Regions from separate parts of the Homo sapiens genome. Here region 1 is linked to region 2. The links are chromatin loops, found by intact Hi-C in ENCODE. Cell type or tissue: GM12878. All regions are shown on one strand. Each heading gives the region's core, and the rest is flanking DNA. Links, peaks and the distances in the headings are about the cores only. Region 1 has its middle 74 kb from the start of SLC10A2. Region 2 has its middle 5.1 kb from the start of TPP2.

Region 1 (2,922 bases), core at 148-2,647, 550 kb before region 2:
TCAGTTCCCAGATGTCTCAGATAAGCTGACCGATAATGACACACTGTGTGCCAGGTACTCTGATGAAGGTGTGTAACAGTGATGTGAGGACAGAGAGGAGGAATGCCCAACCCAGCCTAGGTCAGATGAGGGGTCGTGGAGGCATCGCAGAGAATCCCATTCTGAGTCGGATCTTAAAGGAAAAGCGAGGGTCCTCCTGGCTCCCCTTCTTCAGTGACTACAACAATGGCTTTGTGCTAAGAAATAAATGAATCAAAATTTAAAATAAGACAAAGTTAACAGTTGGATAGTTAATGAATAGATGGATCAGTTAATTAATGAGTTAATTAGATATAAAGAGTACTTCAGTCATGTGCCAGCCACGGAGATGAAAGATTAATGTATTCATAGAGAGATAAGCAGTTTGGTTAAGCTACAACTATGCTTTTAGAGGAGGAACAAGAAATGGGACGAGAGAAGTAGGTAAGAAGAAAATAATGTGAAGGAACAGGGACTAGATACAGAAGAAACACATGGTGTTGCTCTTGGAAAAGTCCAGCAAAAAAGAGAAAAGAGGAAGGAAGGCGGGAACATGTTTGAGAGACACCAAGGACTAAGGATACCAGAGGTAGTGACGGAAACATAATTCCTTGGTTTCTCACCTGGGCCACTGTAAGAAAGAAGATTGAATTGACCAACCTTCAGACCAGAGGTAGGGCAGATTTTGAAAGTGAGGGGAGTGACAAATCCAGTTTGCTTTGAATTAAATGTAAGACATAAGGTGGAGCATTGATAAGAGAAATCCGTAAGGAATGGACCACCCATTCCCAGTCTTCAATGAGGAGATGGGACTAAATACGGATCTCTGGGTTACCAGAGGACATACATGATAGTTCACGTCTTTGGGGTGAATGAGATTGCCCGGGGAAAGAGGGAAAGTACCCAGCGTGGAGAGAAAAATGCTAAACATCAAGGCCTGGGCAACTACAAGTATCTAAGAGGCTGCCTAAGGAAGAGAAATCCACAAACCAGACTTCGAAAGCATCTCTGAGAAGGGAGGAATTGGATATATTGGTATGTTGAGTAACAAAGGCCAGCTGAGCAGAAGTCAAAAGCAGGAAGGTCGGAATGATTAATGGATCAAAAGTTCTACTATCTCACAGACTTTAATTATAAAACATAAACTTCATTTTCAAAGAATACATCTTTCTAAGAAATCAGCTAAAAGGGCACTTTCTTAATAACGAATCACTTTTTCTTTGCCATCTTTCTCATTTTAAGGGTCTCCTTTCAGCTACTCCAGTGCTAAAATGTATTTCTAAAACCTTCCAGAAAAGCTGAGGCAGGAGCAGAGGCTGGGTTCAGATATGGGGCCTTGAGATAGAGTTTGGATGTTATTCTCTGTGAAATGGGAAGCTTCGAACCATTCACATTCAGCAGCCCTGGACTGCAATACCCACATTTTATCAGTAGGTGCTGATATCTAATAAGACATGGTTGCTCAAGACCTCAGTTACAAAGAAACCCGAGGACATGGATGGGTCTGGATAGCTGATGGTTCACCACTGTAAGCTACGGATCTGTTCCCCGCACCCCTTTACATTTTTAATGGATTGTTCCCCTAAATCTGTCTATACTTATAGTATAGCATATTCTATGTTTAGATCATTTTATTGTTATATTGAGAAAATGGAAGCCATAAGAGGAGTTTCCTCATTTTGACACCACCAAGTTCACCAGCCTCTGCATATCTTTGTCTGTCCTCTGCCTTTCCTCTTCAGACACATCAAGTGCCCCAGAGGGAATCAAAACCCACCCTTCACTTAGTGCTCTGTGCCTATCCTCACTCACCTTTGCGAATGCTTTACTTGGTTACTCTCAGGAGTTATCTCATCTCCTATCTCATCTGCATTTTTAATTTAAATTGTATTTGTATAAATGTATGGGGTCTAAGTGTAATTTTGTCACATGTCTGTATTGATAGTGGTGAAGTTGGGGATTTTAGGGCATCCATGATCCAAATAATGTATATTGCACTCATTAAGTAATTTCTCATTATCTACCCATGTCCACCCTGAAAGTGCTTTGAGTCTTCATCATCTACCATTCCCACTCTATGTCCATGTGTATGTTATTTTGCTCCGACATGTAAGTGAGAACATGCGGTATTTGTCTTTCTGTGTCTGAGTTGTTTTACTTAAAATAATAGTCTTCCATTCCATCCATATTGAGGCAAAAGACTTGATTTCATTTTTTATGGCTGAATAGTATTCTACTGTGTATATATGCTACATTTTCTTTATTCATTCATCCATTGATGAACATGGGTTGATTCCGTAGTTTTCCCATAGTGACTAGTGCTGCAATAAACAGATGAATGCAGGTATCCTTTTAATAGAATGATTTCTTTTCTTTTGGGTATCCAGATATCCAGATTGCCAGATCCTGTGGTCCTCCTAGTTTTAGTTCTTTGAGAAGTCTCCATGCTGTTCTCCATAAAGGTTGTACTAATTTATATTCCCACCAACAGTGTACAAACACTCTCTTTTCTCTGCATTCTCACCAACATCTGTTATTTTTTTCCTGCCTTTTTAGTAATAGCCATTCTGACTGGTATAAGATGATAGCCTCCCGCAGTACCAGAACTCTCCCTTTAAAATACAAATGTATGATACACCTTCCACCTTAACAATATTTAATGTACAAGTGTCCTAACTACCATGCAATGCCCCCTTCACAGCGTAACCTCAAGTAAAGGCTGTTTCCACTGTCTCTACTTTCTCGCTTCCCAATTTCATCACTGATTCCAAACAGATTTCTATTTCTTCCATCAACTGACCAAATCAAGACTGCCAATGAGCCCCCACTGGACCCTCTTCCACAGCTGTGGTATTCGACTTTCCACATGTACCTAATTCAGTTGACCACTCCTTCCTTCTTGGA
Region 2 (2,922 bases), core at 188-2,687:
AGAGGCTATTACACCTGCAGGTGGTGCATAATAGTAAGATTCGGGATGTGTTCCTTTTCCCTAAAAGGTGGGAGACCCAGCACTGAAATAGGTGCAAAAGAGAATCATGTCTTTCCGCCACAGGCACGCTGCCAGGCAGATAAGCTTAGAAAAAAGTGGTTGACTTCAGGCATCTGGAAATTGATTTCATCGAAACTATCCATGTACCAGTTTGAAACCCACTATTTTATATAACCCCTGAAATCACTTTAACTCAATACAGTCATTTACTGTTTGTCTTCAAGCCAAATGTTGTACATATTATAAGTGCTTACATTTTTTCCTCCTTTGATTTAATGACATTATCACTGGGGGGAATTTTTAATGCTAAGACAGTTTGTGTGACAGTTCATTGGATATTGGAAACAAGTAGAGAGTATAAGTAGAGAAACATGGATAATCTGTAATAATATATAATAATAAAACAAAAAAAAATGAGGAGGAGGAGGAGAGGCAAAAACAAGGTCAGTAGGCCTAGGCGTTGGTCATCTTATGGAGGGTAAAGTATTAATAATAGGCTGGACGCACAGCAACTTCTCTCACCCAGCATTGTTCAAAGCAGGAAGTGCTGAGTCAGATGTTTTTCCTGTCACCTGCCCCATTTGAGGCTGCAATCCAAGGCACAGGTGCTGTGGAAGGCAATAGCTTTCTATGAATCGCCTTCCTTGCAACTATTGCTGCAGCCTATCGTTTAGAGAATATTTTAAAATTTAATTTTCCAAGACTCTAGAGATTGCATAAGCATCCTACATGTGCCAGCCGCTGGGCTTTGAAATCTTCCTCTGCCTTGCAGCGAGGCCGCACCTCCCGTGGGCGGCTCCCAGCCCGTGATGGAAGCGAAGGGATGCTGGAGCAGATCTGTTTCGGGAGGCGGGCAATTTCGCGGACTGCTGTCTCAGGCTCCAGGACTCCCCGGCCGGCTTTGCCAAGTTGGACTGCGTGGTGGTCCAGGGCGCTTCCACCCAGCCTCTCTGCCTCTCCTATTTACTCGGCGTCAGACTTGCATCGCGGCCTGATGCCTCTCTCAGCTTTTTGTGGACCCTTGACTACCTGACCTCGCGCAGGCACTAACACGTATCCCTGCTCCTCACAACACGTCCGCCCCCACCCCGAGGACCCGAAACTAAAATAGCTCACACCAAAGAAACAGGTTCGGATGCATGAAGGTTCGCCACTGCTGCCCCCCAAAGGCAAAAGCCGTCGTTACCGTTTCTACCAAAGATAACTGAGTCCAAAAGCCAGGGCGACCTGATCAGCAAAGTTTAAGTTACAAGGCCGTGCCTGGCTGTATGGAAGCCTGATCAAGTAGTTCTGATTTCTTACCTGGAGAGCAGGACTGAAAATGTGGGAAATTCCATAAACATAGGAAAGCTTTCCAATGATGCCAGGAAATCGTGACAAATATCCACTTTGCTAACATACCTCCAAACCAAAGTAAACTACACAACATCAAGTTCCAGGTACTTGAGCCTCCAGTAATAAAATGGTAAACTAAGCAGTTTGGACCAGGCCTTCTGGTGAAAGTGAGAACTGGACAATGTATGAAAAATATCTGCTTGAAAGATACCTTCCTGAAGGATCAGAGAGCTAACAGGGTGGTGAAGAGTTCGCGTAAAAGACATAAATTCAGAGACTTAAGCCTAACATTTGAGACAGCTTTGCCTTTCAGGGCATTTGCCAGTGCGTAAAGAGGTAGCTGAGAGACAGAATTTTTTTTTACAGCCTCCCAGGGCTATGGGTACAAGAGTGGAGGCCAGAGCCTGCCAAGAGTGGGAACAGCATGGAAAACCTATATTTTGGGTTGAGGCTGCAAAGTCCACACCCAACAAATAGGAATAAATTGAAAGTAAACTTAGACTGGCCCCAGAGGGATATCACATTATAGATAATATTAAGTCCTGAACTTGGATCAAGGTGATTATTCTCAATGGTATATGTTCATTGGAATCATCTGGAGAACCTTAAAAATATCGCTACTTGAGCCCACAGATTCCCAGAATTCCAGATATTCTGATTTAATTGGTCTGGATTTTCGCCTGGGCATTGAGATATTTTATATCTACCCAGATTATTCTAATGGGTAGCCAAGGCTGAAACCCACTCAGCTAGTTCTGCCTGGCAGAAGCAAAATACTTTAAAATACCTATATTTACTCCATTCAGGAAGATAAAGATATAGTTGAGCATTTGGGCAGAAAATCAGAAACTTAAAAAAGACAAAGCCAATTTAGAAAGAGCCAAAAAGAAATTTTAGAACTGAAAAATACAAAAGCAAAACAAAATTAGGAACTCAGTTTCTTAATTAAGAAACTCGGTTTCGTAATTAAGAATGAGTTTCATAGTTACTGTCATTTAGCCAAAAAGAATTATAAATTGCAAGAAAATACTAAAAAATACCTGGAAAAATAAAAGGATGAAAAACACAGAAGAGATGAAAAGAGTAATAGATGTAATAGTGGGAAGTTCTAACAAGCTTTTAAGAAATGAGAAAGAAAATGCTTTAGAAGCAATATCTGAGAGTTGAAAGCCTATATATTCAAAAAGTCTGATGGCCCTGAAGCAAGATAAATTTTAAAAAATCTACATCTGGGGACATCATAGTAAAAAAAAAATGAAAAGGCAAGAGTAGTTAGAGAAAAAAGATTACTTTCAAAGAAGCAGCAATTGATTGAGAACCGATTCCAAACAGAAATGAAGAAAACCAGGAGACAATGAGACGACAGCTCACCCATGCTGAAAGAAAATAATCGCCAACCCAGAATTCTGTAGCTAATGAAAACATCCTTCAAGAAAGAGAACATGATCAAGACATCTTCAGAGACGCAAAGGCCGAGGCAATGTGTCACCAGAAAGACAGCAAAAAGTAAATACTAAAGGATATTCT

Evidence for each region. A loop is a pair of places that touch in the nucleus more often than their neighbours do. Peaks named below come from ENCODE experiments on the same cell type or tissue, not always from the same donor. Only the 100,000 strongest peaks of a DNase experiment are listed, where the experiment ranks them.
Region 1: it touches region 2 in a loop (3-fold over the local background); 2 of 110 quality-filtered maps call a loop at or near these places.

What each region holds. Positions count from the first base shown.
Region 1 is chr13:103,138,999-103,141,920 of GRCh38, reverse strand. No RefSeq gene overlaps it. Among named protein-coding and RNA genes, the nearest start is that of SLC10A2, 74 kb to the right of the region's middle. In GM12878, for the core only: a CTCF peak has its summit at 1,462; a DNase peak (open chromatin) is centred at 1,470.
Region 2 is chr13:102,590,386-102,593,307 of GRCh38, reverse strand. No RefSeq gene overlaps it. Among named protein-coding and RNA genes, the nearest start is that of TPP2, 5.1 kb to the left of the region's middle. RefSeq lists enhancers at 312-859, 740-1,069, 1,100-1,319, 860-1,409 and a silencer at 1,095-1,270. In GM12878, for the core only: a CTCF peak has its summit at 1,231; DNase peaks (open chromatin) are centred at 650 and 1,227; H3K4me3 peaks cover 1,016 bases; H3K27ac peaks cover 1,214 bases.